Regions from separate parts of the Homo sapiens genome. Here regions 1, 2 and 3 are each linked to region 4. Evidence: chromatin loops called from intact Hi-C (ENCODE). Cell type or tissue: PC-9. All regions are shown on one strand. Region 1 overlaps DIS3 (DIS3 exosome endoribonuclease and 3''-5'' exoribonuclease). Region 2 overlaps PIBF1 (progesterone immunomodulatory binding factor 1). Region 3 has its middle 80 kb from the start of KLF5. Region 4 overlaps KLF12 (KLF transcription factor 12).

Region 1 (8,000 bases), 930 kb after region 4:
TGTAGAACAAGAACAGGGAGAAAATGCTAATGACAGGAATGATAGAGCGATTCGAGTAGCAGCAAAATGGTACAATGAACATTTGAAAAAAATGTCAGCAGACAACCAGCTGCAAGTTATCTTCATAACAAATGACAGGAGAAACAAAGAGAAAGCCATAGAAGAAGGAATACCAGCTTTCACTTGTAAGTCTAAATGTAGAAGTACTTAGTGCATGTTTGCAAATGCGTGTAAAAATAATCATTAGGCCTATAGTCAGATGTTCACTTTACTATTTAGTATTTTCGTAGTCCTATATAACTTCATGTGATATTTTTGTATTTTTAAATTTCACATAGTTTTTAACCTAAATATGTTGTGCCCAGTGGCTGTTAATTTTCCCCTCACTATTTGCAACTGGTTTAGCAATGAAATCTCATAAATATACTGGAACCCCTGCTTCTGCTTAGGTATGATCACATCAACAGATTTTTGGGTTTTGTTTTTTAAATAAATTGAGGCCAGGTGCTGTAATCCCAGCACTTTGGGAGGTCAGGGCAAGAGGCTTGCTTGAGACCAGGAGTTCAGGACCAGCCTGGGCAACATAGGGAGACTATAGCTCTACAGGAAAAAAAAAAAAAGCCGTGCATGGTAGTATGTAACTATAGTCCCAGCTACTCGGGAGGCTAAGGCAGGAAGGTAGCTTGAGCCCAGGGATTCTAGGCTGTAGTGATGTGTAATTGCGCCGCTGCACTCCAGCCTGAGAGACAGAGTGAGACTCTCAGTGTGTCTCAATGAATGAAAGAATGACGTGTATACTGTCGCAAACAAGACTATCCATTTTTTTCATATCTAAGGAAAAAACACTTATCAAAAACAACATAAACTTATTTTTTCAGGTGAAGAATATGTAAAGAGCCTAACTGCTAACCCCGAACTCATAGATCGTCTTGCTTGTTTGTCTGAAGAAGGGGTATGTTTTTGTTTTGTTTTTGAAAAGTAAAAATATTAAAATAGCCACTTTGGAATATTAGGCATATAGTTACCAAATTTAAAAATTGGAATGTCGGTGGGTAAGCTGGATTTGGAATAGTTGTGTTATAAACAGGAGTGGATGTCATAGGCTTATTGAAATGCCATTCCTAAAGGAGTTAACTTTCTAAAATAGATATATTCCCATTAACCTGAGTAGGGCCTGGTACCTGGTAGCACTGTTTGGTTGAGGAAAAAATGAACGGAGTCCATGGCTGATTTGTGAATAAAGAGTAGCTGCTGACAAATGAAGTGGCAGGCACTGCAGACAGAGGAAAGAAGAGGGAGGGGAGTGTCCAGATAGTAAAGACCTAGAACTTATTCTGTAGGTTAGTAATTTTTCAATTGATTTATAAAGATCTCCCTGAAGGGCTGCTATGAAGAGGAAAGGATTCTGAGATCCCTTCCTTATATGTCAGGCTAAGAAAAAGTAATGGTATATGAATGTGGATTGGTGGAGCAGGAGAGAATGATTGGAAATGGTATTTGTTTGTAAGACCACTCTCATGTCAGTGTGTAACATTAAGCATTTTATCCAGGAAAGATTAGAGGCAGAGAGGTGAGTAAAGGAGTCATTACAATAGCTGATGTGAGAAGGAGTGCTAAGGGAATAATTAAATTCTGAGCATTCATTTTCTTATATATAAATATATAATGTTTAGCAATAATAACTTCATAGTGTTGTTATAAGGATCAAATAAGATGATAACTGTAGCATTAATACAATTTTCATCCTAGTGCCTGGCACATAGGTATGGTAAATATAAATGGTAGCCCTTGTTATAGAAATAGGTTTTAAGTGATAGGACATTATACATAAATCCAGTCTTTACACTTCTGTCATCCCTTCTTACCTTTATGATACTTTATGAAACCAAAAGGAAATGAGAAGATAAAAGTTGGGTTTGATTTTTGAAATACAGATTTAGTATTGCCCTAATATGTAGCCACTTAGTTATATATGACTATTTAAATTTAATATGTATTAAAAATTCAGTTTCTTGGTGGTACTATCTGTCTTTCAAGTGCCCAAGAGAAACTTGTGTCTAGTGGCTACCATATTAGAGATCGCAAAATGAATACTTCCTTCATCATAGAAAGCTGTTTTTGTTAGCACTGGCCTATAAGAAACACTGCTATCTTCTCTCCTATTCAGAGTTGTGTATATCATAATGTAGATTTCAAAAATTCTCTGATATTAATAATAGTTGTGTATTGAGTGAACAGAAGACTTATTAGCGGCATCTTTTGGTTTGCTTCTTTCATAGAATGAAATAGAAAGTGGAAAAATAATATTTTCAGAGCATCTTCCCTTAAGTAAGCTACAGCAAGGCATAAAATCTGGTACATACCTTCAAGGAACATTTAGAGCTAGCAGGGAAAATTACTTGGAAGCTACAGTATGGATTCATGGCGACAATGAAGAAAATAAAGAGGCAAGTATATAAATAAATTCCTTATACACTAAAATAAAGATGATATTTTATATATTATGAACACTTAATGGTAAATACTATTTGTGTAACATATGAGGCTTCACATACTTTAAAGCAAATAGTAACTTTTTTCTTTTTTTTTTTGCAGTGCTCACAATTTGTCAGGTAGTTTTTTAAATCTTTGCGCATGGCATTTCATTTAATATTCAACCCAACCTATAAAAACTAGGTAGTGTACTCTTATTTGACCAATCAGGACTTGAGATTTAGAGAGCATAAATAATTTTTCCAAAGTCTCTTGTTACCAGTGTAAGTTATGATGGAGCCATGAACACAGCCTGTGTTTTCTGACTTACATTTTTTCTACCTGGTATTGAGAAATTAAAGTTGTGGAATTAGGGACACAATAGAGAAAGAAAATCTATAAAGGAGAAATAGAGATTCCATAGAGATATTCAGAGTGTATGTAAATATCTGTTAGATGATCTTCCCTTTATTATATTGCCATTAAAAATAATTTGGGCACGTGCCCTCTGTTGTTTTAAACAGATAATCTTACAGGGACTTAAACATTTAAACAGAGCTGTTCACGAAGATATTGTGGCTGTGGAGCTTCTCCCCAAGAGTCAGTGGGTAGCACCATCTTCTGTGGTTTTACATGATGAAGGTCAAAATGAAGAAGATGTGGAGAAAGAAGAAGAGACAGAACGAATGGTATGAATCTAAGCAGGATTTTTTTTTGTCTGTGTAGCTTTGTATTATTAATATGTCAGCTTTGGAAAACAAGTTTCATTGCTTTCAGATTTATTGCATAAAATCATAGTTCTGTATATTTAACGCATGTCATACACATGGTTTTTTTCTCTTCTATGTAGTTTTCTTTTATTGTCTTAATTTGCTCAAATAAATGGGTTTAAATGCAAACAGACTGTTAGTATGAGTTAATACAAGTATGAAACTGAAAATCTGTGACAGTCAAGTATATTATTAGACTTAGTGAGATTTAAGTAAATATGTGTTTAACATTTTCTGAAATGCTTTAAGTAATGTTTTAGGAAATGTTTTAGAAAATGCTTTAGGTAAAATTCCCTTAACATAATAGACGTAATTCTGGGCCATTATATTTGGGCAACTTATCTGATACCATATTTATTATGAAGAGAATACTTTCAGTTATTTCTTATGATATGCGCTAAGTCTACTTGATATGGCCTATTTCTGTATTTTATAATTACAATATTATAAATAGTTGGAATGCATGTAACAGTTTTTTATTCTTCTTTTTCCATCATTTATATTCATTGCTCTGGAGTCTCACTATAAAATTATCCATGGAGAGTCCAGGCCTTTGGATAGTGTTAAGAGGTGAAATACCATAGGAACTTTTGTAATTTCTAATAGCAGACCCTCTTTATTTGGGTTTTTATTTTTTATAAGGAAGAACCTTTAGAATTAATAAATAAAGGTCCAAAGGGAACTAGTCACCATACCACATAGCTAATTTGTACAAACTAGTACTAAAACCCTAATCTAATTCCCAGACCTGTGTGTGTATTTTAGTCAGTAAATCCTCATGTTAATCCTGAAAAGTGTTGAGTTCTAACATACGTATTCAGTTATATTTATTTATTTGTTTTTGCTTTTTGATTGTTTTGTAGTACTTTATTATCAAGAGAGAATGTCTGTGGTTTGGTTTGGCATGCATGTTCTTGTCTAGAATGTTGAAACATCAACATTCTGTAGTCTTATGTCATAATTTACTGCCTGAATGGATTAGTATCCATGTATGCATTTTGATTTTGAAAGGAAATTGCCTGATAATACTTAGAGGAATATAACTGAACATTTTAATTTTTATATCTCAGCTTAAGACTGCTGTAAGCGAGAAAATGTTGAAGCCTACAGGTAGAGTTGTAGGAATAATAAAAAGGAATTGGAGACCATATTGTGGCATGCTTTCCAAGTCTGACATTAAGGAGGTGAGTAAAGAGCATTTACTATGTAATAAAAAAATGATAAACATTTAATAGAACTTATAGCCTTTCTTTTGCCTCCATCCTCAGATTTTTTTTGTGTAAAATCTTTATTCCTAATTTTTGCTAGTCAAGAAGACATCTCTTTACACCTGCTGATAAGAGAATCCCTCGAATTCGCATAGAAACCAGACAGGCTTCCACATTAGAAGGACGGAGAATTATTGTTGCTATTGATGGTTGGCCCAGAAATTCCAGATATCCAAATGTAAGCTTAAAGTATTAATTTTATGTGGGGATGTTTAATTAAAATTTTGTGAATAGTATTTCTGCTTTTAATAAAAACAATCTACTTTTATGTAGAATTTGTACTGAAATTTAGAGATATTTCACAAAGTGACCTGGTAAGTAGCATGTCTACTTTGAAAATTAATTTTATGAAATTCCAGTGTAAATCATTTGGTTACTTTTATGTAAATTTCTTCTTTTTGAGAGAGAGTCTCACCCTGTTGCCCCGGCTGGAGTGCAGTTCTGTGATTTCGGCCCACTGCACCCTCAGCCTCCCAGGTTCAAGCGATTCTTGTGTCTCAGCCTCCCGATTAGCTGGGACTACAGGCGTGCACTACCGTGCCCAGCTAATTTTTAGTAGACATAGGGTTTCGCTGTGTTGGCCAGGCTGGTCTTGAACTGGCCTCAAGTGATCCACCCACCTCAGCCTCCCAAAATGCTGAGATTACAGGCATGAGCCAATGTGCCTGGCCTCTTTTATGTAAGTTTTTAAACCTATAAGTTTTATTGATCATGACTATGAAAAGTGAGTTCTATATAGATTCTAATCAACAAATTTTGAAAAGATTATATTGGAAGCACATTTTAAACTTGAACATTAATAAGAAATAGATGCTTTAGAATGTAAGAGCTGGACCCTTACAAAGTTTCCATCATAAATCAGTTGAGAAGTCTTGTCTAATTTACTAAAGGGTCATTTTTCAGAAATCGTTATGGGAATATTTAGGAATACTGAGAAGATATGTAAATGCTGAAGAATTTAATATGATAAGATGTAAATTTGCTATAAAATAGGCGTTTCTAATAATGCCTCTTGGTTTCAGGGACACTTTGTGAGAAATTTAGGTGATGTTGGAGAGAAAGAGACTGAAACAGAAGTTTTGTTACTTGAACACGATGTTCCCCATCAGCCTTTTTCACAGGCTGTTCTTAGTTTTCTGCCAAAGATGCCCTGGAGCATTACTGAAAAGGTAAGTTGAAAGTAATTTGTAGTGACTTTATAAATTATTATATCCTGCCTAGTTTTGTTTAATTTCTATATGTGTTTTTAAATATGTAGACACCACGGGCCCTCTTTTCCTGCATTTTGTTGGGTATAGCATTCTTAGGAATTATAGAAGAAGTCATTTGCTTCTTCATTGAAGGGTAAGTTTTTCTATGTGGCAGACACTTTCATATGTTAAATGTTTCAAAGGGAAGGAAACCATTAGTTACAAATCATACGTGGTGTCTCTCTGCTCCAGTGCAGGAAAAAGAAATGTGGTTGTCATCAAGAAAATACAGCTAAATTGTTTTTGTATACATATTACTGATTTCACAAGAGCTATTAATATGTTGTAGTTGTGCTTTGGAAATAATTTATTTGTTTATCATTTCATGTCTTCTAGGACATGAAAAACCGAGAAGACCTGAGGCATCTGTGTATTTGTAGTGTAGACCCACCAGGATGTACTGATATAGACGATGCTCTACATTGTCGAGAACTCGAAAATGGAAATTTGGAGGTATTCATATGTAATAGTGTTCTTACCTAAATATAGTTCTGTTCTGAGTTCATTTTCTTTTGAACTAGAATAGAATTTGCTTGTTAATTACTCTTGTGAAGTATAATTGTAGCTGCACGCTATTGGCCATATGTCAGAAGTTGAAATGGTAGAGGTGACTGAGTCTTTTTTAAATTTAGCTAAACTTTATCTTATTAAAACTCCATTAGGTACATTTACCCAGTCAAGCATATTGACATCCTTTTATTTTTATCTTTTTAAGGTTGGTGTTCATATTGCTGATGTGAGCCATTTTATTAGGCCAGGAAATGCCTTGGATCAAGAATCAGCCAGAAGAGGAACAACTGTGTATCTTTGTGAAAAGGTAAATGTATTGAATTTAAAAATTTAACAGTCATGGACACTTAAGGATTCTTAAACGGCCATGAATTAGCTAAGAAAAATACATGGAATAATGTGGCTTTAAATCACTAAATATATTGCAAATTTTTGTTATCGAGTGGTTCAAATAACAAGTAAAGTATTGTGAAAGTCAAGGGGAAGATTAAACTTAGTCTATTAGTGATTTATTGTCAGAGTTCTTCTGTATACTTTTTTCCATAAAAATTTAGTTTCTCTTTTCTTTTTTTAGTATTTTAAAAACACCTTGTAGTTTATATTAAGCATTGGAGAAAGGTCCAGTCATAGAGTGTGTCAGGTATCAAGTATAAACTTATACAGACCAGAGATTTAAAACTTTCAGAGGACAGCTAGGTCGTTAGTGTAGAGGGCTTAAACTTAGATTAATTGGCATGAAGTCCAGTTTTCCTTCATAGCTTTCCTTCTTTAACAATTTTGTATAAGTGCTTTTATAGAAACAAACCTTTTATTTGACCTTTTCTCAATTCTCCTATTTACAAAAAGCAGAACACTCTTTTCTTTCCTTGTTTAATTAATGTTATTTGAGAATAGAACCTCACATAAATGTATGGTTATGGCTAAGTAATCTGTGGTTCTATTTTTATCTTTTGCAGAGGATTGACATGGTTCCAGAGTTGCTTAGCTCTAACTTGTGTTCCTTAAAATGTGACGTGGACAGGTATTTCTGCATGGTTTTTTTTCCTTGAAGACATTGTATTTACTACTTTAACCTGATTCCCATTAACAAATACTCTGTATTTTCCTTCACAGGCTGGCATTTTCATGTATTTGGGAAATGAATCACAATGCTGAAATCTTAAAAACGAAGTTTACCAAAAGTGTTATTAATTCAAAGGTTCGTTTCATGGCTATTAATCTCTAATTTTTAAACTTTTTGGTACTTTTTTGAAAAAAGCTAAATAAATTTTTTAAAGATTCACATGTACGTATATATACACATATATAAAAATATTTATATATTTGAAAAGAGATGTTATGTATAATTATATGTATATTTACTTAACCTAAAATAGAAAAAACATATACATGTAAGTACCTGAGATATAAACATAGTCTAAAAAAGTCCCCAGCTGCGGGCACGTGCTTAAACATGTACAGATGCACTTAAATTTACACTAAAACTCATTTGGCCCTTTTGCTACCTACTCTCAGAGAAGAATGCAGAACAGGCCACCAGAGTCTTATTGCCAGCTTTCTTGACCCAGCTAGTACCAAGCCAAAGTAACCAGCCCCAGCCCTACTGCCATCACCTAAATTTGAGATTCCTGCCCACTTCTTGAGAATTTTTCAGTCAAGCTAGATGCTCTTTTGAACATGTAAAGTGGATACAGACAAATGTATTTCAGTTTGGGTGGGAGGGGAAGAGT
Region 2 (8,000 bases), 750 kb after region 4:
TAAAGAAACACAGGTTTCATTAAAATCTAGAAAATGTGACAACAAAATAAAATCATTCAAAATGCTCTAGCACAAATATAGTACAGAAATTCCTTTGACATGAATTATTCTGAAAAGCTTTTCCTGTGTAAATTTGAAGGTTTTAAGAGTGAATCAATATAGCTATTCTTAATAGCAACTATAAACAATAATTTTTTTTGTTTTCTTTTTTTTGAGACAGTCTCGCTCTGTCGCCCAGGCTAGAGTGCAGTGGCGCGATCTCGGCTCACTGCAACCTCCGCCTTCCAGGTTCAAGTGATTCTCCTGCCTCAGCTTTCCGAGTAGCTGGGATTACAGGTGCCTGCTACCATGCCCCACTAATTTTTGTAATTTTAGTAGAGATGGGGTTTCAGCATGTTGGCCAGGCTGGTCTTGAACTCCTGACCTCAGGTGATCGCCCACCTCAGCCTCCCAAAGTGCGGGGACTACGGGTGTGAGCCACCTCGCCTGGCTGAAAAAATTTTAAATAAAATATTAATAGCAATTTTGAGAATGCATAAACTTAAATTTTCTTAGTATTTGTCTTGGTCTGAAAAGCTATATGACATAAAATATATCTTTTTAAAATGGAAACACTTAGCTAAAAGTTAAACTCTTTTATTTCAGCTTTACTTCTACTAAAAATATTCACACCATAATTCAATAATTTTTTCATTTCTTCATATTCCCTTGTTTTAAAAATACATAATTTATATATCCAAATCATTATGTATAAATTTTTGACAAATGTGTTTTAAAATATAATGTAAAATTTACCATTTTAATCATGTGAAAAGTGTACAATTCAGTGGCATTAAGTACATTCATAATGTTGAATAGCTACCACTTCTATTTCCAGAACACTTCCATCAGCCCATATGGAAACTCTGTACCCATTAAACAAAAACTCCCCATTTTCTCCTCCCTCCTGGCCCTAGAAACCTGTATCTTACTTTCTGTCTCTGTGAATTTGCCTATTCCAGATACCTCACATAAGTGGAATAACACAATATTTGTCCTTTGCTGTCTGCTTATTTCACTTAGTGTGACGTTTTCAAAGTTCATCTATGTTGTATCATGTATCAGAACTTCATTCCTTTTAATGGTAAATAATAGTCCACTGTATGTTTATAGTACATTTTGTTTATCCATTGATCTCTTGATGAATACTTGGGTTTCCACTGTTTGGCTATTGTGAATAATGCTGCTATGAACATTGGTGGACAAATACTGTATATCTTGAGTTCTTGTTTCACTTCTGTTGGGTAGCTACCTAGAAGTGGAGTAGAACTGTTAGGTCATATGGTAATTCTATATTTAACTTTTTGAGGAACTGCAACGGTTCCACAGTGGTGATACCATTTTACATTCCTACCAGCAAGAAATTTGATTACAATTTCTCCACATCCTGGCCAAAGCACATTATTTCATGTGCATACTGGGCATTTGTATATCTTCTTTGGAGAGAAGTCTTCCCAAGTCTTTTGCTTGTATTTTAATTGTGATTTTTCTTGTTGTTGTTGCTGAGTTGTAGGAGTTCTCTATATATTCTTAATAATATAGTCTTATTAGATATGTAATTTGCAAATATTTTCTTCCATTTTGTGGGTTGTCTTTTCACTTTCTTGATAATCTTATTTATTTACTTACTTACTTATTTTGAGATGGAGTCTTGCTCTGTCACCCAGGCTGGAGTGCAGTGGTGCGATCTCAGCTCACTGCAACCTCCGCCTCCTGGATTCAAGAAATTCTCTTGCCTCAGCCTTCTGAGTAGCTGGGATTAGAGGCGTGCGCCACCATGCCTGGCTAATTTTCATATTTTTAGTAGATACGGGGTTTCACCATGTTGGCCAGGCTGGTCTCGGATTCCTGACTTCAAGTGATCTGCCTGCCTTGGCCTCCCAAAGTGCTGGGATTACAGGCATGAGCCATTGGGTCCGGCTGATAATCTCCTTTAACTCACAATTTTTTATAATTAGGAAATTCAATTTATCTATTTTATGTTTTTGTGCTTGTCCTTTTGCAGAAATTGCCAAATCCAAGGTTATGATTTTCTCCTATGTTTTCTTCTATGCATTTTATACCTTTAATGCTTAAATTTAGGTCTCTGATCCAGTCTGAGTTAGCTTTTGAATATGGTGTAAGGTAAGGGTCCAACTTCATTCTTTTGCATGTAGATACTCAGTTTTACCAGCCCCATTTGTTGAAAAGACTGGCTTTTCTCCATGAAATGGTCCTAGCACTCTTGTTGAAAACGACTGGCCATATAGGCAAGTGTTTACTTCTGGGCTCTATTCTATTAATATTCCGTGGGTTTTTATGTCCATCCTTATTCTAGTTGCACACTGTTTTGCTGACTGTAACTTTACAGTAAGTTCAGAAATCTGGAAATCTGAGCCCTACAACTTTGTTTTTCCTTTTAAAGATTGTTTTGGCCATTTAGGGTTCCTTGAAATTCCATATGAATTTTAGGATCAGTTTTTCCATTTCTGTAAAAAATGCCATTGGGATTTTGACAGGGACTGAATCTAATTTGTAGAATGTTTTGGGTAGTATTATCATCCTAACAACATTAAATCTTCTAATCCATGAATATGGGATGTCTTGTGTCCATTTGGTTAATTTATTCCTAAATGTTTTCTTCCTTTTTTTTTTTTTGAGACAGGGACTCACTCTGTCACCTAGTCTGGAGTGCAGTGGCAACATCATGGCTCACTGCAGCCTACCTCCTGGGCTCAAGTAATCCTCCCACCTCAGCCTCCTGAGTAGCTGGGACTACAAGCATGAGCCACCATGCCCGGCTAATTTTATTTTATTTTTTATAGAGACAGAGTCTCCCTATGCTGCCCAGGATGGGCTTGAACTCCTGAGCTCAAGCAATTCTTCTGGCCTTGGCCTTTCAAAGTCCAGAGCCATCATGCCTGGCTGTATTTTTTTCTTTTTGATGCTATTGTACATGGAATTGTTTTCTTAATTTCCTTTGTCAGACTGTTCATTGCTAGTGTACTATATACAATTTTATTTTGTGCCTTTTCACATAACCTATACCAGAATCATTTTTCTAGATTGTTAATAGTATGGTATTTATATTATTAGCGGTTACAAAACTGCCTACCAAAGCCAATGTATCATAATTTACACTATGTATAGTAATAAATTATAAGTCAGTATAAACAATATATAAAAATTTACATAATTTATGTTAGCATAAACAATATTACAACAAATCTTTTCAGTGCTGTAGTTTTTTTTCTTAAGTTAGTATTTGCTTTGTTAATTTTTTTTCAGGATAGAAGACACACTAGGCTAAGGGGTATGACTATTTAATGCTCTTAACACACAAGACAAAAGTTTTCTCCCAAAGGATTTTTATCAACTTATATATACACAACCATAGTTTTAAAAAATTTACTTGTTTTTGTTCTTTATTTTTTTTCCTAAGCAAATGGTAATTGTATGTCACTACAAAACTAAATAAAGCATTATCAGTGTCAGCAAGCTCCTACTTTGGTATATAATGAGTTCTTGAAAAAGGTACTCTATAGTTGGATAATCACAACAAAATGGTGGATATCTATTATTAGGGTGAAAGGGTAAGGAAGGGGGTATTTATTACACAAAACAAAATGACAGAATTCCTAACTATTCTATGACCTTTAGATACTATTTGGCGATAAACGTCTAGCCTTTTATATATGTTTAAACATTTTTCCATTCTTTTTGTCATAATTGCTAAAAAGTTCCATTAAAGATTTACTGTTTTCCTGGGACAAGAAATGATTTGTATTTTTTTCCTCAAATGAATTATGTTCATGAGATCTATATACTTTTAAAGTATTAAGACCTTTAAGAGTATACTTTAGCATATCAATTTTTTGGTTTTCCACTCATTTTAATAAAATAATGAGTGATTAGAAGCCCAGGAGCTGAAGAAGCAGGGAACAGTGGGATGGATATAGTGGAAAGCATGGTGGGAGGCAGAAAGAATCAAGGATAGTAATGAGAACATTGTTAAAATGATCAGCCATGAGGTTGGCTGGGTAAGGAGGACACTGAAGCCAAAAGGGGGCTGACCAACTGTTAGAGGATGTCTGCTTGCACATAGAGAACTATTCTGTAAAAGCATTTATTCATCTAAATTGTACAGGAAATTTTCTGATAGTTATATTAACTACAGCCCAGGAAAAAAAATCTTCAAAAAAAAATTAAAAAAAAAAAAAGAAGGAAATGAATAGTGAAAGAAAAGAAGGCTACTTTTTTGGGGGAACACATTTCATTATAGTGAAAGTGGAGCCATAAAGAAAAAAATACCATGAATAGCTTCTATAGTTTGGGTTTTAGAATGTTTTTTTTCTTTGCTTTGGTAATTATTCTTTAAAATATATTACAATGTCACTGGAATCTTATTATTTTACTAAGTTACTTTATGAACATTCAAATATGCAGCTGGACAAAAATAAAACTAAGTTCTACTAACCTGTATAACCAGTTTGTCTAGTCAATTAAATCAAACAATTGCCTTGGCTTTGTTTTCACAGAACTGACCCTGACTGAATAAACTGAACTGACAAGTTGCTTTGTGTTTCAAAGTGCAGAACAGTTCAAGTGTGTGTGTGGGGAAAGGGTGGCAGGGAATAACTAAGAACATTTATGAATTTCAGTTAACTTCTGTCTAGAATGAGCTGTTTAAAACATACCAAATCTAATTTCAATTGCACAAAACATAACAGCAGCAGTCTCAATTATTTTAGTTGCACAAAATATACAGCAGCAGTCTCAATTATTTTAGTTCAATTTTTTCATGAAAGTAGTTACATATATTAGGTTTTAATATATACATATATTTTTTTGAGACAGGATCTCACTCTGTTGCCTAGGCTAGAGTGCAGAGCCACAGCTCACTGCAGCCTCGACCTCCCAGACTCAAGTGATCCTCCTACTTCAGCCTCTTGAGTCGCCAGGACCACAGGCATGCACCACCATGCCCGGCTAAAGGTTTTAGTATTATAAACAAAGTTAAGGGCCAGAAGCCTTACTTTCAAAAGGTATCTTTAACATAAAACCTATAACCGCCTTACTCTGGATAATAAATACTATAATAATGCTGTTAGTGTTACAGATACATTTCTTTATAAACCTGTTTGTAGGCTTCTAAATCCCCAAAGTTGATTTTCATTTGTCAGGAAAAAAGTACATATCTCTGAATAAAAAGTGATGCTAATTCCATGTTTGAAATAAACATAATTTATTAGAATTTAATTCCTTCAATAGAGTTTTCAAAAATCTTTCTGTACCTATAATAATTACTATTCAAAAAGTTTTGCAATTGCTCACATTGCCTATTGTTAGTAATCTTTTTCTTATAGGAAAGCCTTAGTAATTAGTGACTCAGGAATCATATACGTAATAAGTGACTCTAGATAAAACCCATGACACAACATTTTACAGAAGTGTTATTCTTCCTTTGTTTCAATAACCTGTACATATGATTCAGAGAAAAGTAACCCCTGATTAAAACATCATTATATCTTTTGATTCAAGTACTAATTTAACTTAGATGAGAATCTAAAATTACAATTTTTCTCTTAAAATTCAAATAAACTAATATAAAGGTGACTACATTTTGCTGCATGTTTTTCCTACATGTGGAGTTTTTTTCCTTGGGGAGTTTACTTTCACAGAAACTAGAAATGAAGTTCTTTATTGCCAGGAATAAAATGAATACTGCTGAGTGGAATTTAACATTGAGTTGCTTTCTGTCTATAAAATATATGCAAGTGATACTTTCTAGCAGTGGTGGTAGTTTGTACAGAATCAGTCACATATCCTTGCTTAATCTTTTTAATCGTGCTAGGAATGAAAAAGGCCTGCTTGAGGTCCGATAGGGGGGCAACACTTTGGTACAACTTCTCTATGTTCTCAATTGCTGGGGAAAATGTAAAAAAAAATAGTGATTTCTGGCTGGGCGTGGTGGCTCATGCCTGTAATCCCAGCACTTTGGGAAGCCAAGGTGGGTGGATTGCTTGAGGTCAGGAATTTGAGACCAGCCTGGCCAACATGGCAAAACCCCGTCTCTACTAAAAATACAAAAATTAGCCTGGTGTGGTGGCGCATGCCTGTAATCCCAGCTTCTTGGGAGGCTGAGGCACAAGAGCTGCTTGAATCCAGGAGGTGGTTGCAGTGAGCCGAGATCACGCCACTGCACTCCAGCCCGGGTGACAGAGGAAGACTCTGTCTCAAAAAACCCAGAAAAACAAACCAAAAAATAAGTGATTTTTGGGTCCTACTAGTGATTCTGGTGGGCCCCAGTCCTACTGAATCAAAATTTCTCAGGGTTGGGTCTCAGATTCTGATAATCAGCCAGATTTGAAGAATACAGTCCTAGTGATCTTGGACTTGATGTAGGCCACTCCATCCAAATTAGTACGTAAATCATTTTACGTCTTGAACTTGTAATCCTCCCTACTAATACCAGTTCCTTCTCTCATGTTCCCACGTGATTAACATTATCATCTTTAACAGCGGTAATATTTAACTGATACATTTCAACCAATTAAAATATTGGTGAAACTCTGTGTCTCAGGTATGACCTCTTTGTCGCTGGATTACAGGCAGGTCTCAGGAGAGGGGCCACAGGACAGATGAGACTGTGGTGGAACGGACAGTGGGATCTTAGTGTAGAGCTATTTACCAGTGTTTCTGCTAGTATTTTATTATGTCAATAATTAAAGCAAGGACATGGTAGTTGATTATCAGCTCCGCTTTTGGTCTTAAGATCCACAAAGTATGGTCCAAGTAAGGAAAATTCATGAATGGGATGTTAAAATACTTGAGAGTAACCAGCATGGAAGTGATGACTGAAGTCATTGAAGTAGATAGAACTATAGAACATTACTACTTCAAATTGTGGCCCTGCATTCCTTTTTTTTTTTTTTTTTTTTTTTTGAGATAGGGTCTTGCTTTGTCATCCAGGTTGGAGTGCAGTGGCGGAATCATAGTTCACTGCAGAGCTTGTTAAAAATCCAGATTTCTGGACTTCATTCTAGACTTACTTAATCACAACCTCTGAGGGCAGGATCTAGAAGCCTGTTTTACATTTTAAACAAGAATCTTACGTGATTCTTTTTTTTTTTAAGAGGCAAGGTCTTACTCTGTTGCCCAGGCTGAAGTGTGGTGGCATTTCAGCCTCAAACTCCTCGGCTCAAGAGATTTTCCCACTTCAGTCTCTCAGGTGGCTAAAACTATAGTGCATGCCACAACAACTGGCTAATTGTTTTTTTCTTTCTTTCTTTCCCCCCTGCCCGAGATAGGATCTCACTCTGTTGCTCAGGCTGGAGTGCAGTGGCGCAATCACGGCTCACTGCAACCTCTGCCTCCCAGGTTCAAGCAATCCTCCTTCCACTTCAGCCTCCCAAGTAGTTGGGACTATAGGTGTGCGCCACTGCATTCAGCTAAGTTTTGTAGTTTTTTTTTCTTTTTTTAGAGATAGGGTCTTGCTATATTGCCCAGGCTGCTCTTGAACTACTGGCCTCCAGTGATCCATCCTGGCCTCCCAAGTAGCTGGGCTTAGAATTTTATTATTATTTTTTTATTTCAAGAGTTTTTGGAGAACAGGTGGTATTTGGTTACATGATTAAGATCTTTAGTGGTGATTTCTGAGATTTCGGTGCACCCATCACCTGAGCAGTGTACACTGTACCCAATGTGTACCCTTGTATCCTCCACCCTGCTCCCACCCTTCCCCATGAGTCCCCAAAGTCCACTGTATCATTCTTATGCCTTTGCATTCTCATAGCTTAGCTGTGACTTGTAAGTGAGAGCGTATGATGTTTGGTTTTCCATTCCTGAGTTACTTCACTTAGAATAATGGTCTCCAACTCCATCCAGGTTGTGTGAATGCCGTTATTTCATTCCTTTTTATGGCTGAGTAATATTCCATGGTATATATACATACCACATTTTCTTTATCCACTCATTGACTG
Region 3 (8,000 bases), 570 kb after region 4:
GGATTATTAGGAGGGATAAGAAGATAAGACTGGCTGGGTGTGGTGGCTCACACCTGTAATCCCAGCACTTTGGGAGGCTGAGGCGAGTAGATCACCTGAGGTCGGGAGTTCAAGACCAGCCTGACCAACATGGAGAAACCCTGTCTCTACTAAAAACACAAAATTAGCCAGGCATAGTGGCGCATGCCTGTAATCCCAGCTACTCAGGAGACTGAGGCAGGAGAATTGCTTGAACCCAGGAGGCGGAGGTTGCAGTGAGCAGAGATCGCACCGTTGCACTACAGCCTGGGCAACAAGAGCAAAACTCCATCTCAAAAAAAAAAAAGAAAGAAAAGAAAAGAAGACCTCAAACTCAGGGAACGGGGAAAAATGAATAAAGCTTAAAATGAGGAAAACTTTGGGAAAGAGGAATCCACAGCACTCGGTGACTGGTTATATTGGGAAAGAGGCAGAGGGAAAAATCAGATGAGTGAATGAATGAAAAGATTTGAGTCCGAGTAAAAGGGACAGAGAGAGAAGTGCCATTAAAACAACAAGGTCGGGAGTCTAACCTGAGAGGCAAGTCATGCCCCTCGATGTGGGAAGCCAGGCTAAGGAGAACCCTGGCCAAGACACTGTCTCGGAGTCGCATAGTGTCTCACTAGCATCCAGTGGAATATTACCAGCTGCTATCTCGGAGGAAATTGGGCTCCTTGCTTTTCTAAATGAGCCAAGCTGTTGTGTTGGCAACCAACACACATGACAGGCACTTAGCCAAGCAGAAAGCAACAGGTTTAAAACATGTGAGTGTGTAGATAAACCATCTCCAGCCCTTAAATCCCTGCTAAAGGGAATTCACAGAGCCAGATGAAAAAGAAAACTCCCCATACTCCTAATGCTGTCTGATAGAAAAACATGTATAAATCTATGATGAGATTTACTTTCTGGCTGAGAAATAGGGCAGAGAGGAATACTTTAAAGCAAAGGCATTTTTTTTTTTTGAGGTAATACTTGAGATAATATTAGGGGAAAAACTCTTCAACAACTTAAGCCCAGGCTATGTAGAAAAAGTAAATATAGATGCAGAGCAGGTGAATTTGAACAATGTGGAGAACTAGACTGGATCATTCAAGCTCCTAAAGCTGCTTTTTTCTCTACAGTGGTTAGTTTCATTTTGTTTCAATTTGTTTTTGCTTGGATTATCCGGACAATTGCCTCAACTCTCCATTTCACTCTGTTTCTATAGACATAGTCCTCTAAGTGTTCTATTTTTATCTTGCTTGAATAAGGAATGAATACAATGGAGCTCATTGAAATGAACCTCACTGAAAGGATTAAGCCAGTTGAAAGGATTTGTTTCCTGCACATCCTATATTTTCCATGATGCAGAAAAATGAGCAATTCTCTGCCCTTGGTCTGCCCTCTCCATTAACAATGCTTCCCTCCTCGGAGGCAAGGGTAAAGCAGAAAGCAACATTTGGACAAATATTCATGTCGATAAGAACAAAATGAAACAACAGCAGCCTGGGAAAGCATATCTAATTGACTAAGTCATGCAACCCCAGTCCCTGGCTCTCGAAGTTCCCTGGAAGGCTGAGCAGGGTTTCCCCTGCATGGTAGCTTTTCCTAAACAAATCTGAAAATCAATGATTCCCTTCAGTTCTCTGGGTCAACACAGACTACAGCCAGAGGTTCTGAGCTGGAGGTGTTTGTGTCGTGAGCTCTGGATACAAATGGAGGTCAGTGGCTAGAAATGGCTAGAAGCTTTGGGAGGCAGTTTTCTTCCTTAGCTGTCTTTTGGCCTGGTGACCTTCGGCTTTGGTTTTCCTCTCCTTACAAAACCCACTCTTCCTTTTAAATAAGCTTAAGACAACCCAGGTGCTTCTTAAATATTGTTTCACAGAAAAGAAGCATTTTTCTATTTATAGGAAGAGAAAAGGTGTTGTGAAAGGACTGAACAGCTTCCAGCTGCTGTTGAGGAAGGGAGGCAAGGTGCAGGATGGGGACTTCCCCCCTCCAGACTCTCGTCCCTGGGACTGGACTCCTCCATGGAGCTGAAAATTCCAACTCAGAGAGAATGCTCTGTCCCTGCCTTACTGCCAGAGTGTGAACTGAGACTAAACACACACGAATCACTTTAAGATCTTGGAATCCCTGTTACTTAAAGATGGGAGAGACTGAGGCACTCTGGGTTTATGACCTCCCAGCTAAAAGACTTTCTGCCACAGATTTTATATCCAGCAGCCATTTCAGAATGGTTTAAAGCAGGCAATATGGTTGGGAGGTCAGGCACATGGCTTGTCCCAAAGCTGAGTTTTCACAGCAATCACACTGTTTTTATTTAGATTGGATTTTACAATCAACAAAACTTGCAAAAATCCCTAAAGATGCCTTTACTTAAAATTCATATAAGAGAATACTGCCGGGCACAGTGGCTCATGCCTGTATTCCCAATATTTTGGGAGGCCAAGGCAGGAGGATTGCTTGAGGCCAGGAGTTCAAGACCAGCCTGTCAAACATAGTAAGACCCCATCTCTATTTTAAAAAAGAAAAAAAGGCCAGGCACAGTGGCTCATGCCTGTAATCCCAGCACATTGGGAGGCCAAAGCGGGCAGATCACCTGAGGTCAGGAGTTCAAAACCAGCGTGACCAATATGATGAAACTCTGTCTTTACTAAAAATACAAAAATTAGCCTAGTGTAGTGGCATGTGCCTGTAATCCCAGCTACTCGAGAGGCTGAGACAGGAGAATAGCTTGAACCTGGGAGGCAGAGGTTGCAGTGAGCCAAGATTGAGCCATTGCATTCCAACCTGAGCAACAAGAGCAAAACTCCATCTCCAAAAAAAAAAAAAGGCCACATACAGTGGCTCATGCCTATTATCCCAGCACTTTGGGAGGCCAAGGCAGGAGGATCGATTGAGCCCAGGAGTTCAAGACCAGCCTGGGCATCATAGTGAGACACAGTCTCATTTAAAAAAAAAAAAAAAGAAAGAAAGAAAGAAAAAGAAAAAAAAGATCAAGAATATACCAATAGTCCATATTAGTAATTATGATGATTGTTGTTATTGTTATGACTACTATGGGGAGGGGGGTTACAAAGCTGACTGAGTACGGGTTAAAGCCTTCCCAAGCCACAGGTTATTACCCAAAAATAGAACATAAAGAAAAATCCTTATGAAATGGTGCCCAGATTCCATTTAAAGACGTGTAGGCCAGGTGCTGTGGCTCACGCCTGTAAATCCTAGCACTTTGGGAGGCCAAGGCAGGTGTATCACTCACGATCAGGAGTCTGAGACCAGCCTGGACAACATGGTGAAGCCCGTTTCCACTAAAAATACAAAAATTAGCCAGGCTTGGTGGTGCACACCTGTAATTCCAACTACTCAAGAGGCTGAGGTAGGAGAATTACTTGAACCCAAGAGGCAGAGGTTGCAATGAGCCGAGATCGCACCACTGCACTCCAGCCTGGACGACAGAACGAGATTCCGTCTCAAAAAAAAAAAAAAAAAGAATAAAAGAAAGACAGGTAAACCTCAGAGAAATGACTGGGCTGGGAAGGAAGCAGCCTATTTATGACAGCCACGCACTTTACAAAAGCTCTCAGTGGGGGACGACAAGGCAAGCAAAGAAAGAACTTTCTTAAGTAAATATGAAATCAATTAAAGGAACAGATCCCTGGAAATAAATCATTTACAGAAACAGGTCCCACCTGTGGTTTCTAACACAAAATACACTGAATGCTCTACCTCAAGTCACTAAATGAAAACGGATTCCAAAGTAATTCAGTCTCTATACATGGTGAGTAAGAGGCGAGCTGCTAAAGCAAACCCTGCAAAACAAAGGTTTTCAAGATATCAAATCCATAGCCTTTCTTATCACAAAAGAGGTGAATGAATATGATGGTATTCTTACAGCATGTTTGCCATAGCATTTGTCAGGGAGTTATCCTGTGCAAAGGTAAGGTTTGGTATGCAGTGTCATTATTTTCCCACCTACTTCTGTCACAAGGTCTACTTAAAGGGCAGTTTCTTTCCTTAGTTCTTTAAATGCTTCCAAAAAGATATCTTAAGGTCAAGAAACTCCAGCAATGTGCAAATATCTTTCGGGAGTCGTCGATTTCCCCCTAGTACCATTAGGGGAAATGTTATTGTAGGCAGTCTACAGCAAGTTAATGGAGGGTCAAGTTTCTGTTTACTTTGGGACAGTATTAGTAATCGGAACCAGGAGGAAGGAGGCCTGGCGGCACAGGAGCACAGCATTCTTGGTCAGGCTGCCTTCGTTTGCTAGTTCGGATTCCAGAGTATGTTGAAATGATATTTCACATTCAATATTTGGAGAAAAAAACATATATATATATATTTACATACACACATACACACACACGCACATACACACACACATATATATAGTATCTATTTTGCTCTCCTTTCAAGACTTTTAGCCTTTCCACATTGGCAAAGGCTGGATTATAAGATTTGGATTCATTAGTGTTGCAACAACTCTGAGATTTGGTAGCTGAGGATTTTTTGTATTCTTTGCAAATTAGTCATAACGAGATGGGGTTTGATGACATTTTTCTCCTCAAACAGCCTCTTAGTAACCAAAGTTCAATAACAGATTAATACTCCTTTATCCAAACAAATTAAACAAATTCCGGAATATTTGGCTACATACTGGTACGTTCAACAAATATTTATTTGGTGCCGATCATGTACCTGGCACTAAGCAAGGCACTGAGGGGACAAAAGTGAACAAGACAAACTAGTGCTTATGAAGAGGCAGCAAGAGGAGTGTCTTTGCAGAGATGGAACAGTTCTATGTCCCAATTGCGGTGGATACATGAACCTGTACAAGGGGTACAAGATCGTAGAACCACACATATGTGCACACACACACTCACACATACACACAAGTGTATGTAAACTGGTGAAACATCAGAAAGGTCCTATAAGTCTAAACAATGGTATTATATCAATGTCGGTTTCTGAATTTTGATAATGTACAATAGTTATATAAAAATGTAATTCTTTTGAGAAACTAGATAAAGGGTACATAGAGGTATTTATATTATCATTTTAATTTCTTTTTTTTTTTTTTTTTGAGATAGAGTTTTGCTTTTGTCGCCCATGGCAATGTGCGACAAAGTGCAATGGCACAATCTCAGGTCACTGCAACCTCTGCCTCCTGGGTTCAAGCAATTCTTCTGCCTCAGCCTCCCGAGTAGCTGGGATTACAGGTACCGGCCACCATGCCTGGCTAATTTTTTGTATTTTTAGTACAGATGGGGTTTCACCATGTCGGCTAGGCTGGTCTTGAACTCCTGACCTCACTTCATCCACCTGCCTCAGTCTCCCAAAGTGCTGGGATTACAGGCGTGAGCCACCGCGCCCAGCCTATCATTTCAATTTCTTATGACCCTGAAGTTATTTCAAAATAAACTATTAATTTTTAAAAAGACTAGTCTTTGCTCTCACGGAGCTTGCATTCTAGTGGGAGAAACAGATAACTAACAAGTAGACAAAATAATCCCCAAATTACTTTATGTAGTGTGAAGAACATTGTTTAACAAGTGCCATGATATGAAATAATAAAAGATCCCATCCTTATCAAAGGACAATCAGAGAAGAGCTCTGTGAGGATAAGACATTCAAGCTGAGACCTAAAAAATAAGAAAGAGCCAGCCAGGCTTAGAGAGACGACCAGGAAACACAGAAGAACCTATCTAGTTTAAATCGTTAGAATGACCTTTGAAATTGTGACTTTATTAAGACAAAGTCTTGAAGGGTAGCCAGAGTTTGATGAGACGACCTTAGATTATTGGGAGGGTTGTGGTCCTAACAGAAAGCAAGAATATAAAAAGAATGCAAATACCTCTCGAGTACAATTGTCTTTAGCTCCAATAGAGTGCAGGACATTTAAGTGTCTTAAGAGTCAACAACATGCAAAATTCAATCAAGTGCTGAAAGCAGGTGGAGTAGATGGAAGAATTAGGAAACAGCTCTTGAAATCAGAGTTTAGGAATCTGAAACCACTCCTACTACAAATAGGATCACAGAGTCTCAGAGTCTTCAAGAGTGCATTTAGCCACACACATGCAGCTATGACTGTAGAGGAAAAAATATTTTGAGATATAATCTTGTCCACAGAGCATAAGCACCTTCCAGCCCTAAAAAAGTCTCCAATTATGTAGAGAAATGACCAAGCACAGTGGCTCATTCCTGTAATCGCAGCAATTTGGGAGGCTGAGGTGGGCCGATCGCTTGAGCCCAGAAGTTCAAGACCAGCCTGGGCAACATGGCAAAACCCATCTCTACTAAAAATACAAAAATTACCAGACATGTTCCTGTGTGCCTGTAGTCCCAGCTACTTGGGAGGCTGAGGTGGGATCACCTGAGCCTGGAGAGGCTGAGGCTGCAGTGAGCCATGTTCGTGCCACTGCCCTCCAGCCTGGGCACAGAATGAGATCCTGTCTCTAAATAAATAAATAAATAAATCATGCAACTGTAGCATTTAATAGGAAAATCACAAATATTAAATTATTTTTGTTTTTGTTTTTGTTGTTGTTTTGTTTTTTGAGATGGAGTCTCGATCAGCCACACAGGCTAGAGTGCAGTGGCACGACCTCGGCTCACTGCAACCACCGTCTCCTGGGTTCAAGCAATTCTCCAATCCCAGCCTCCAGAGTAGCTGGGATTACAGGCACCCGCCATCATGCCTGACTAATTTTTGTATTTTAGTAGAGATGGGGTTTCTTCATGTTGGCCAGGCTGGTCATGAACTCCTGACCTCAAGTGATCTGCCCACCTCAGCCTCCCAAATTGCTAGGATTACAGGCGTGAGCCACCATGCCCAGCCCAAATATTAAATTATAAATGCAGTTTTAAATGTTTAAAAGTCTTCATTTAACAAGCTTCATTTAAATTTCTATAAAAGTTATATAAGGCCGGGCACGGTGGCTCACGCCTGTAATCCCAGCACTTTGGGAAGCCAAGGCGGGCAGATCACCTGAGGTCAGGAGATCAAGACCAGCCTGGCCAACATGATGAAACCCCATCTCTACCAAAAATACAAAAATTAGCTGGGCATAGTGGCGGGCACCTGTAATCCCAGCTACTCAGGAGGCTGAGGCCGGAGAATCACTTGAACCTGGGAGGCAGAGGTTGCAGTGACCAGAGATTGTGCCACTGCACTCCAGCCTGGGCGACAAGAGTGAAACTCCGTCTCAAAAAATAATAATAATAAAATAAAGTGATATAAAATTTGCTAGTCTTTTAGTAGAATAAGATTTAGAAAGTTACATTAGCAAGGTGGCCAACCAGAAGCCATTAGTGCTTATTCCCATAGCAAAGCCAAAACAAAACAACAAATAAGTAACTATATTTTGATGAAAATAACTAAAGGAGAGTACCAGAGTATATCAAAGGAGTGGCAGAAACCCTGTAGAGCACAGAAACTCAGGATAGCCACATAAAGAATAGAAGGAAAGGCCGGGCGCCGTGGCTTATGCCTGTAATCCCAACACTTTGCGAGGCCAAGGCGGGCAGATCACCTGAGGTCAGGAGTTTGAGACCAGCCTGGCCAATATAGTGAAACCCTGTCTCTACTAAAAATACAAAAATTAGCCAGGCGTAGTGGCACACTGCTGCAGACCCAGCTACTCAGGAGGCTGAGACAGGAGAATCGCTTGAACCCGGGAGGCAGAGGTTGTAGTGAGCCAAGATTGCACCACTGCACTCCAGCCTGGGCAACAGAGTGAGACTCCATCTCAAAAAAAAAAAAAAAAAAAGAGTGGAAGGAAACATCCGACCTTCACCACCTCATCTACACCACTGCATCTACTTGAAACCAGAGCCACCACACCCTTCCTAACCAGTGCACTGTGACCCATCTGCAGATGAAAGTCTTTCTCTATGAAAGCCTTTCTCTATGAAAGCCACTCTGTAACATTTGGAAGATGTGATCCTTCCAGCAATGCATGGACATCAAAACAGGACATAAGAAACGTGAAAAAGCAAGGAAA
Region 4 (8,000 bases):
GCCTCCCAAGTAGCTGGGATTACAGGCATGTGCCACCATGCCTGGCTAGTTTTGTATTTTTAGTAGAGACAGGGTTTCTTCATGTTGGTCAGGCTGGTCTCGAACTCCCGACCTCAGGTGATCTGCCCACCTCAGCCTCCCAAAGTGCTGGGATTACAGGCGTGAGCCACCGCGCCCGGCTCCACTTCTAGTTGTAATTCTCCTGCTGTTTCCACCACATCTGCAATTCCTTTCTCCATGGAAGCCCTGAATCCCTCAAAGTCATCGATGAGGATTGAATGAACTACTTCCACATTCCTGTTCATGTTGATTTTTGACTTATCATGAATCACAAATGTTCCTAATGGCATCTAGAATGGTGAATCCTCTCCAGGGGTTTTTAAATTTAATTTGCCTGGATTCACAAGAGGAATCACTAGCTATGGAGCTATAGTCTTACGAAATGTATTTCTTAAATGATAAGACTTAAAAGTCAAAATGACTCCTTGATCCGTGGGCTGAAGAATGCATGTTGTGTTAGCAGGCAGAAAAACATCCATCTCCTTGTACATCTCATCAGAGCTCTAGGGTGACCAGGTGCATTGTCAGTGAGCAGTAATATTTCTCAAGGAATCTTTTTTTCTGAGCAGTAGGCCTCAACAGTGGGCTTAAAACATTCAGTAAACCATGCTGTAAAATCCAAGCTTTGTTGTTACATTTATACAGCACAAGCAGATTTAGCATTAGATTTAGCATAATTCTTTAAGGGCCCTAGGATTTTCAGAATAGTATATGAGCCTTGGCTTCAGCTGAAGGTTACTGTCTCCATTAGTCCCTAACAAGAGTCCATCTGTCCTTTGAAGCTTTAAAGCTAGGCATTGACTTCTCCTCTCTAGCTCAGAAAGTCCTACATGACATCTTTCAATAGGAGGGTATATCATCTACATTGAAAATCTGTAGTTTAGTATGGCTGCCTTCATCAGTGATCTTAGCTAGATCTTCTGGATACCTTGCTGCAGCTTCTACATCAGCACTTGCTGCTACAACTTGCACTTATATGTTATGGAGACAGCTTCTGTCCTTAAACCTCATGAACCAACCTCCGCTAGCTTCCAACTTTCCTTCTGCAGCTTTCTTACCTCTCTCAGCCGTGAAGAACTGAAGAGTGGCCCTTGCTCTGGATTAGGCTTTAGCTTTGGGGGATATTGTAACTGGTTTGATCTTCTATCCAGACCACTCAAACTTTCTCCAAATCAGCGATAAGGCTGTTTTGCTTTCTTATCATTTGTGTGTTAACTGGAATAACATTTTAATTTCCTTCTGGAACTTTTCCTTTGCTTTCATAGCTTGGCTAACTGGCTCAAGAGGCCTAGCTTCCAGCCCATCTCAGCTTTCGAAGTGCCTGACTCGCTAAGCATAATCATTTATAGCTTTTGATTTAAAGTGAAAGATGTATGACTTTTCCTTTCACTTGAACACTTAGGGTTACTAACTGGCCTAATTTCAATATTGTTGTGTCTCAAGGAATAGGGGGGCTCAAGAAGAGGGAGTAAGATGGGGTAGCAGCTGGTCAGTGATGCAGTCACAACACACACAACATTTATCCATTAAGTTTGCCGTCTTGGGTACAGTTCATCGAACCCAAAACAATTACAGTAGAAACATCAAAGGTCACTGATCACAGATCACCATACAAAATATAATAATAATTTAAAAGTTTGAAATATTGTGACAATTACCCAAGTATCACACAAAGATGCAAAGTGAGCACATGCTCTTGGGAAAATGGCGCCAGTAAACTTGCCTGACATAGGATTGCCACAAAACTTGAATTTGTAAACACACACACACACACACACACACACACACACACACACACAGACAATATCTTCGAAATGCAATAAAGTGAAGTGCAGGAAAATAAGATATGCCTGTATATGCAAAAATGGTGTTAAGTTTTTTTTAGCAGTTTACTCTATTGGGTTATCTAAATCAAAAACTGCTAACAACTGTATCTTGTCTATCCCTTGTACCTATAATAGATTTCTTTTAAACCTAAACATGCCATGTTGTATGTGTGGTTGGAGCTGTCCCTTAATGATGGCTTTGCTTGGAAGTAGTGTGTTCCCTATCACTGAAAGTGTTGAGGCACAGGCTGGAAATACAGGACAGAATCATTATTCTGAGGTTGCACATACTTTTTCAAGTCTAAGAAATAATTATTCTATATTCATTTTCTTGATTTGGGCCCATTATTCTAATAAATTGAAATGACTTGAAAGTTCTCCCTACCCACTTTGCTTTCATTATTTTTGCTGTCTGTTTCAGCTTCTTCATCTGTGCCAGGTAATTGATGAATGTATTGAATGGGATGCGTTCAAGGAAAAAACCCTAAGACATGATCCGAGAGGCCTCCATTCAGATAGGTCTTAATTCTTTAAACAGTAGCCAGAATCCACCTAGCTCTCCTGTTTCCAGCTCACATTTCTCTGCCTCACAGTTAAATCTAAATGTCCTTGTGAAATACCTGCCCAAAACCAAGATATGTCAAATCCATTCATCCACTTAGCAGAGAGATAGTTACTATGTGCAGTCATGGCTTCCTTGAACTATTATCAGTCAAATAACATTATTTTTAGAAAGAAAAAAAGTGAAATTTGGTTGATTTTTCTGTAACTAGTTCAAAATGAGCCCATCCTGACTTCTGATTTATAATTATGTATAAGATTTTGTAACAGTGTTCAAAATGAAATCAAAACTATTTCTATAGGGAATCAGGTTGGTTTGCATGCTCTTAGTAAACATCTTCTTAGCCTTACCTTTGCTTCAGGCATATTGAGTAAGTTACTTGTGTGTGACCAACAATTAATTTGGAATTTGGGATTATACCAGTTGACTTACGAGAGCCATGCACGCTATGGGAGGGGAGTAAGTATCAGTGAGAAACTTGCTTTGAGAAAGTTAATTTTGCCTTTAATGCTTCATCTTTTTGTACCATATAAGTACCTGATCAGTCATCTTTTTATTTACAACTTAGTAACTTAAACATATTTGTAGGTATTTGAAAGAGGTACATTTTCTAGATATTAGCAAAGAATTTAGAATAGAAAAAGAAATGCTGAGGAGTGCCTTTCTAAATTAAAAATAAGTATATTTTCATGAGTGTACAGTTTAGATAATAACACGAAGATGTGACCAAGTATTTTTGAATGAGTTTATTAATGCCTGCTTGTGCTTAATCATTTAAGGCATGTCAAAAAAAGGAAAAAATATATCTCAGCCATCACATACACATTATTGTCAGCAGGTTAATTATTTATATCCACTGTCTAAATTGTGGGTCTCTGTACATGAAGCAGTTTACAGAGTATTTAAATAAATATGCATATTCACAAATAAATATTAGTACTTAAATGAGTATGCATTGCCATTTAAATTAATATGGTCATTTAAATATGTGCTATACAAAACAATTATGCACTATGGATTCCCTCACGTTAAGAGTTCTATTGCTTATTAACTGATTTGCATTTGAATTTTAGAAGAAAATAATTTTGTGAATTTGGTTTTGCCTTTTAGAATTCTCACTATTTTCTAAAAAATAAATGCTCTAGTAATTTCTACAATGCAGTAAAAGCAAGTAACATTCAGGCATCAGTGATTCCTACAGCCACTAGATGGTGCACCAGAACCAGATGTTGGGTCTAGTCTAGAAGAGGGTCTGAAGAGAAACTAGAACTCTAACAGTATGTATGACATGACATTAAAATGGAACAATGACACTGACATTATCAGTGTTCTGCAGAATATTACAATTTAATGATGAATTTTTTAAAAGGCAAAATAAAGATAAAATCAAATTTTTTTTGCAAAGGAATTACAATATGTAAAAATAGTCTGTTCAAATGAATCTGGAAATATTTTCTATCCCCAATTGACATACTGTTCTCTGATAAATTTGTGAGGCCCAGTAGGTAATCCTGTATAATATTCATTTTAATTCATATGAAAGCCATACACCTCTAACCTTAAAAATTAGTAAACTTAAGGTAGTCACATTTCTTAGGAATTATTCATATCTGAATTTTGTACATTAAGGAAGTTTATTCATATAGACACTTAAAAATATTAAGCAATTCTGATTTAATGGTTTCCAGAGTATGATCTTCCCTACCTTTATGAAACCACACATTATTTAATAATTTTTCTCTTGATGAATGAAGTCTCTGTAATTAATATCAAATACTATTACATGTTTATTCCATTAATTATATTTGATTACATATTTGGAATGCACACACACATATGTACACACGCCCCTCCACACATAGCGATCCTAAATGATTGCAGATTCTGTCTTTTCTCACTTTCTTACTTGCCTCATCATTTCTTGCTGCTATTCCAGTATTTCTTGCTTCTAATTTGAATCTTCATCTTCATTTACTGGATGAGATTCTGAAGTGGTTTGAGGATATTCCTACAAAGAAAATCAGGGGCTTTGTGACAGCTGTGCATCCTGGTGGCCTTTTGTTCGCAGGTGCTTGTGGTTGCTAGATCTTAACTTCAGACGAGTGAGTGCTGCTGTTCATGACTTCACATCTGTATTCATTAATTAAATAGCTCATTCCACATAAAGCTCCATTTCAGACCCCCCCATCTAGGTTCCTTGTTAGATAAAGCATAGTGCTTAGTGATGCCAAGATAATAAATCATTTAAGAGCACACTGACATTTTTCAAGGAAAAATCCTCTCCCCGTAAGTTGTTTGTAAGTCCTGATCAAATAGCTCATGAATATGAGCTATATTGGTAACTGCTGAGACATTAGAAAATATAATAGAAATATCACCAAACTTGAAGTCCAGAGACAAAAGTTTCAATCTCTTTGGCCCCTAACTTGTTAGTGAACTTAGACAAACTACTTGTGTGAATCTCAGGTTTTCTTTTTTACCTTTGAACACAAACATACCTCTTCGAGTGCTTTACATATACTCATCACACATGTAAATCCCTGGAAAGGAGCAAGGTTAGGGCACGTGGACATGGGCAGGTATTAGGAAAGCAGTAGAGCCAGGATTGAAACTCTGGTTTCTCTCGAGCCTATGCTTTTCCTTATATCTGGTCTCAGACTAGTTTGCTGATAACCTACGAGTCTTCTCTCTTCACTGGAACCGTGCTCCTATGCATGTCTACCCAGCAGTACCTACCTGTTCAGCATCAGCCCTTCAGGGACGGTAAAGTAATGAGAGAGCAAGAGACTTTAATCTGTTTTTAAGGCTTTAATTAACATAGAGTGGTCTTTCTCCATAGTCTACTAAAATTTTGTTAGAAGCCAGTGAGAAGATGTGGACCAAAAGCATTAATCATTAAATAAAATTAAATAGGCTGCTCTTGAGTGCTTGTTTGGCACACAGCTCTTTGAATGTAATGGGTGCTGTGTACAAATGAAGACAGCAAGGAGTCCTAAATCTGGTGGGAGAGACAGCCTCATTCACACATATCCAGCATATAAAATAATACGTAATAGGAAAGCCCTGAGCGAGCTCTATGCAGGTTGCTACAGCAGCACTGAAGGGGTCATTGGTCCTGACTGGGGGGATGCAGCAAGCATCACCTGCCTATGCAGACAAGCATGTTTCAGTGCCACCTCCAACAAGGAAAACAAAAAATTTGGATTGGTAACAAAATGTTTTGCAGGTGTAGCACTTATTTTCATCAATGGGGAAGAGAGTCATTTTAACCTATCATGGAGAGTTACTGTTTAGACACACATGCTTAAGATTTACAATGATTGGAATGTAGGCAACCATTCTGTACATAGTTGAACAAATTTTGTTTTAAAAGTTTTACCTTATTTTTATTTAAAAAACAGTTGATCTTTTTTCCTATATTTAGAAAAGACTTCTAAACCTATCAATTAAAAATAAGTTGATCTTTTTTCCTATATTTAGAAAAGACTTCTAAACCTATCCATTATTACCTCATTTAAATAAATAACTAAATGAGTTGTGTTTCATAATTCTGTTTGTGTTAGCATATAAATTATCAATGACAGTGCAAAGTTAAAGATGCCATTGGTTTTGTTTGTTTGTTTGTTTGTTTGTTTTGAGATGGAGTCTCACTCTGTCGCCAGGCTAGAGGAGTACAGTGGCACGATCTCGGCTCACTGCAACCTCTGCCTCCCAGGTTCAAGTGATTCTCCTGCCTCAGCCTCCCAAGTGGCTGGGACTACAAGTGTGTGCCACCACGCCCAGCTAATTTTTGTATTTTTAATAGAGACGGGGTTTCACCATGTTGGACAGGATGGTCTCGATCTCATGACCTTGTGATCCACCCACCTCTGCTTCCCAAAGTGCTGGGATTACAGGCGTGAGCCACTGCACCCGGCCGCCATGGGATCTTTATCGTGTCTTTGTGACATCATTCTCCTTCCTTTGCTTCTGGCTTCATTTTATCCATACATCCATCAAAGCTGGGTTATATAAAAGGTATGGAATAATAATATCTTCAGTCTTTCTACTTTCTCTCATTCTGCCTAAGAATAACTAGATTTGAGTGTTGGTCATATCCTAAATGGTAAAATTAACTACTAATATAAAATTTGTGGTTTTAATGGAATTATTAAAGACAATAAGGAATTGTATTTTGATAGAACATAGATTCATCATTAAAGAATATATAAAAATAGGATTGGACACATTGGCTTACACCTGTAATCCTAGCTCTTTGGGAGGCTGACGTGGGAGGATCATCTGAGGTCAGGACTTCTAGAACAGCCTGGCCAACATGGCAAAACCCATCTCTACTAAAATTACAAAAATTAGCTGGGCATGGTGGTGTACACCTGTAGTACCAGCTACTCAGGAGTCTGAGGCAAGAGCATCGCTTGAACCTGGGAGGCAGAGGTTGCAGTGAGCTGAGACCATGCCACTGCACTCCAGCCTGGGCGACAGAGCAAGACTCCATCTCAAAATAAATAAATAAATAAAATGTTGATTCATAATGCTTATGATAATTCAATTAAAAATCTCCATAACTAAGAATAATACAATTGTAAGAGATATATTTTAAATGTTAAAATAATGCTCATTTGAGCAACAGAATACAAGGCTCAGTCACACGTTACTAATTTCAGAGGTTTAAAACAAAATATTTGTTTGCAGACTAGAACTGTAAGTGGCACTAGTATTAAATGATACCTCACAAATATATTTTTATTTTCAAAAGTATGTATTCTAATTCATTAGACAAGAAAACATTATAGAATAGATAGAATGTAAACAGTGTACTCTCTTTGTCTCACAAAATAGATTACTCTTATGTTGACCCTCCTATGTTCTATTTTTAAAAGAACAAAGTATTTAAATTAAAGTAGTTTCACTCCTTTGATCAACAAGTCTTTATTAGCACACAGCACTAATGTGTTAGGCCCTGGGGATACAGTGGTAAGAAGGCTCAAAGTCATCCACAGTACGGCACTGCTGAGTCGGCACTGCTGAGTCGGACAGAGAGGAAAACCTTCAATCACAGCGTGGTGTGAAGAGAGTGTCTCAGGGTACTATGGGGCCAACAAGTGGCATGATCAGATTATCTTTCAAAAAGTTTTCTTTCTCTACAGCATGGACAATAAATTGGTGTGCATAGGAGGCAAGACGGAGAAACAGAATCATTAGAAACTGGTCCTGGTAAAAGGTGGAAAGGACCTAAAGCAAGGTAGACCACCACTGTGGGGATAAACTGGGAGGATTGCTGGATAGATTTTAGAAGGCAGAACTGGCAGATGTAATTATCAGAGTGGGGCAGGCAGGGAGTCACACAGAGGGAAGAGTCCAAGAAATCTCTCCAACTGGAGACATTGACGATTTGGTACCTGAGTAGATGGAATTACTGTTTTTCCAGAAAAACCGGAAGAGGAACATGTTTAGGTGGCAAATGCTGAGCAAGTTTTGCTCATATTGAAGATGCTTTCAGACCACCAGTTGGAAATGTCCTGTCTCCCTCTCTGGCGCTTAGGAGAGAGACT

What was found. Peaks named below come from ENCODE experiments on the same cell type or tissue, not always from the same donor. Only the 100,000 strongest peaks of a DNase experiment are listed, where the experiment ranks them.
Region 1: a loop joins it to region 4, with 23 times the contacts of the local background. A loop is called at or near these places in 4 of 110 quality-filtered maps.
Region 2: a loop joins it to region 4, with 3 times the contacts of the local background. A loop is called at or near these places in 2 of 110 quality-filtered maps.
Region 3: a loop joins it to region 4, with 9 times the contacts of the local background. A loop is called at or near these places in 3 of 110 quality-filtered maps.

Annotation. Positions count from the first base shown.
Region 1 is chr13:72,770,372-72,778,371 of GRCh38, reverse strand. It overlaps DIS3 (DIS3 exosome endoribonuclease and 3''-5'' exoribonuclease), which reads left to right. Exons shown (of 21, transcript NM_014953.5): 3 at 1-185; 4 at 879-952; 5 at 2,280-2,447; 6 at 2,997-3,161; 7 at 4,313-4,426; 8 at 4,551-4,688; 9 at 5,533-5,679; 10 at 6,097-6,213; 11 at 6,476-6,577; 12 at 7,227-7,291; 13 at 7,384-7,468. Among named protein-coding and RNA genes, the nearest start is that of DIS3, 7.5 kb to the left of the region's middle. In PC-9, no CTCF peak of the experiment used is centred here; no DNase peak of the experiment used is centred here.
Region 2 is chr13:72,957,273-72,965,272 of GRCh38, reverse strand. The region is part of intron 14 of PIBF1 (progesterone immunomodulatory binding factor 1); the gene reads right to left. Among named protein-coding and RNA genes, the nearest start is that of KLF5, 98 kb to the left of the region's middle. RefSeq lists an enhancer at 4,288-4,789. In PC-9, no CTCF peak of the experiment used is centred here; DNase peaks (open chromatin) are centred at 4,532 and 5,422; H3K4me3 peaks cover 1,957 bases; H3K27ac peaks cover 2,761 bases.
Region 3 is chr13:73,134,997-73,142,996 of GRCh38, reverse strand. No RefSeq gene overlaps it. Among named protein-coding and RNA genes, the nearest start is that of KLF5, 80 kb to the right of the region's middle. In PC-9, no CTCF peak of the experiment used is centred here; DNase peaks (open chromatin) are centred at 3,956, 4,146, 4,496 and 5,976; H3K4me3 peaks cover 2,586 bases; H3K27ac peaks cover 5,311 bases.
Region 4 is chr13:73,704,238-73,712,237 of GRCh38, reverse strand. The region is part of intron 7 of KLF12 (KLF transcription factor 12); the gene reads left to right. Among named protein-coding and RNA genes, the nearest start is that of LINC00393, 46 kb to the right of the region's middle. In PC-9, CTCF peaks have their summits at 3,460 and 3,661 (motif pointing right); a DNase peak (open chromatin) is centred at 3,657; H3K27ac peaks cover 318 bases.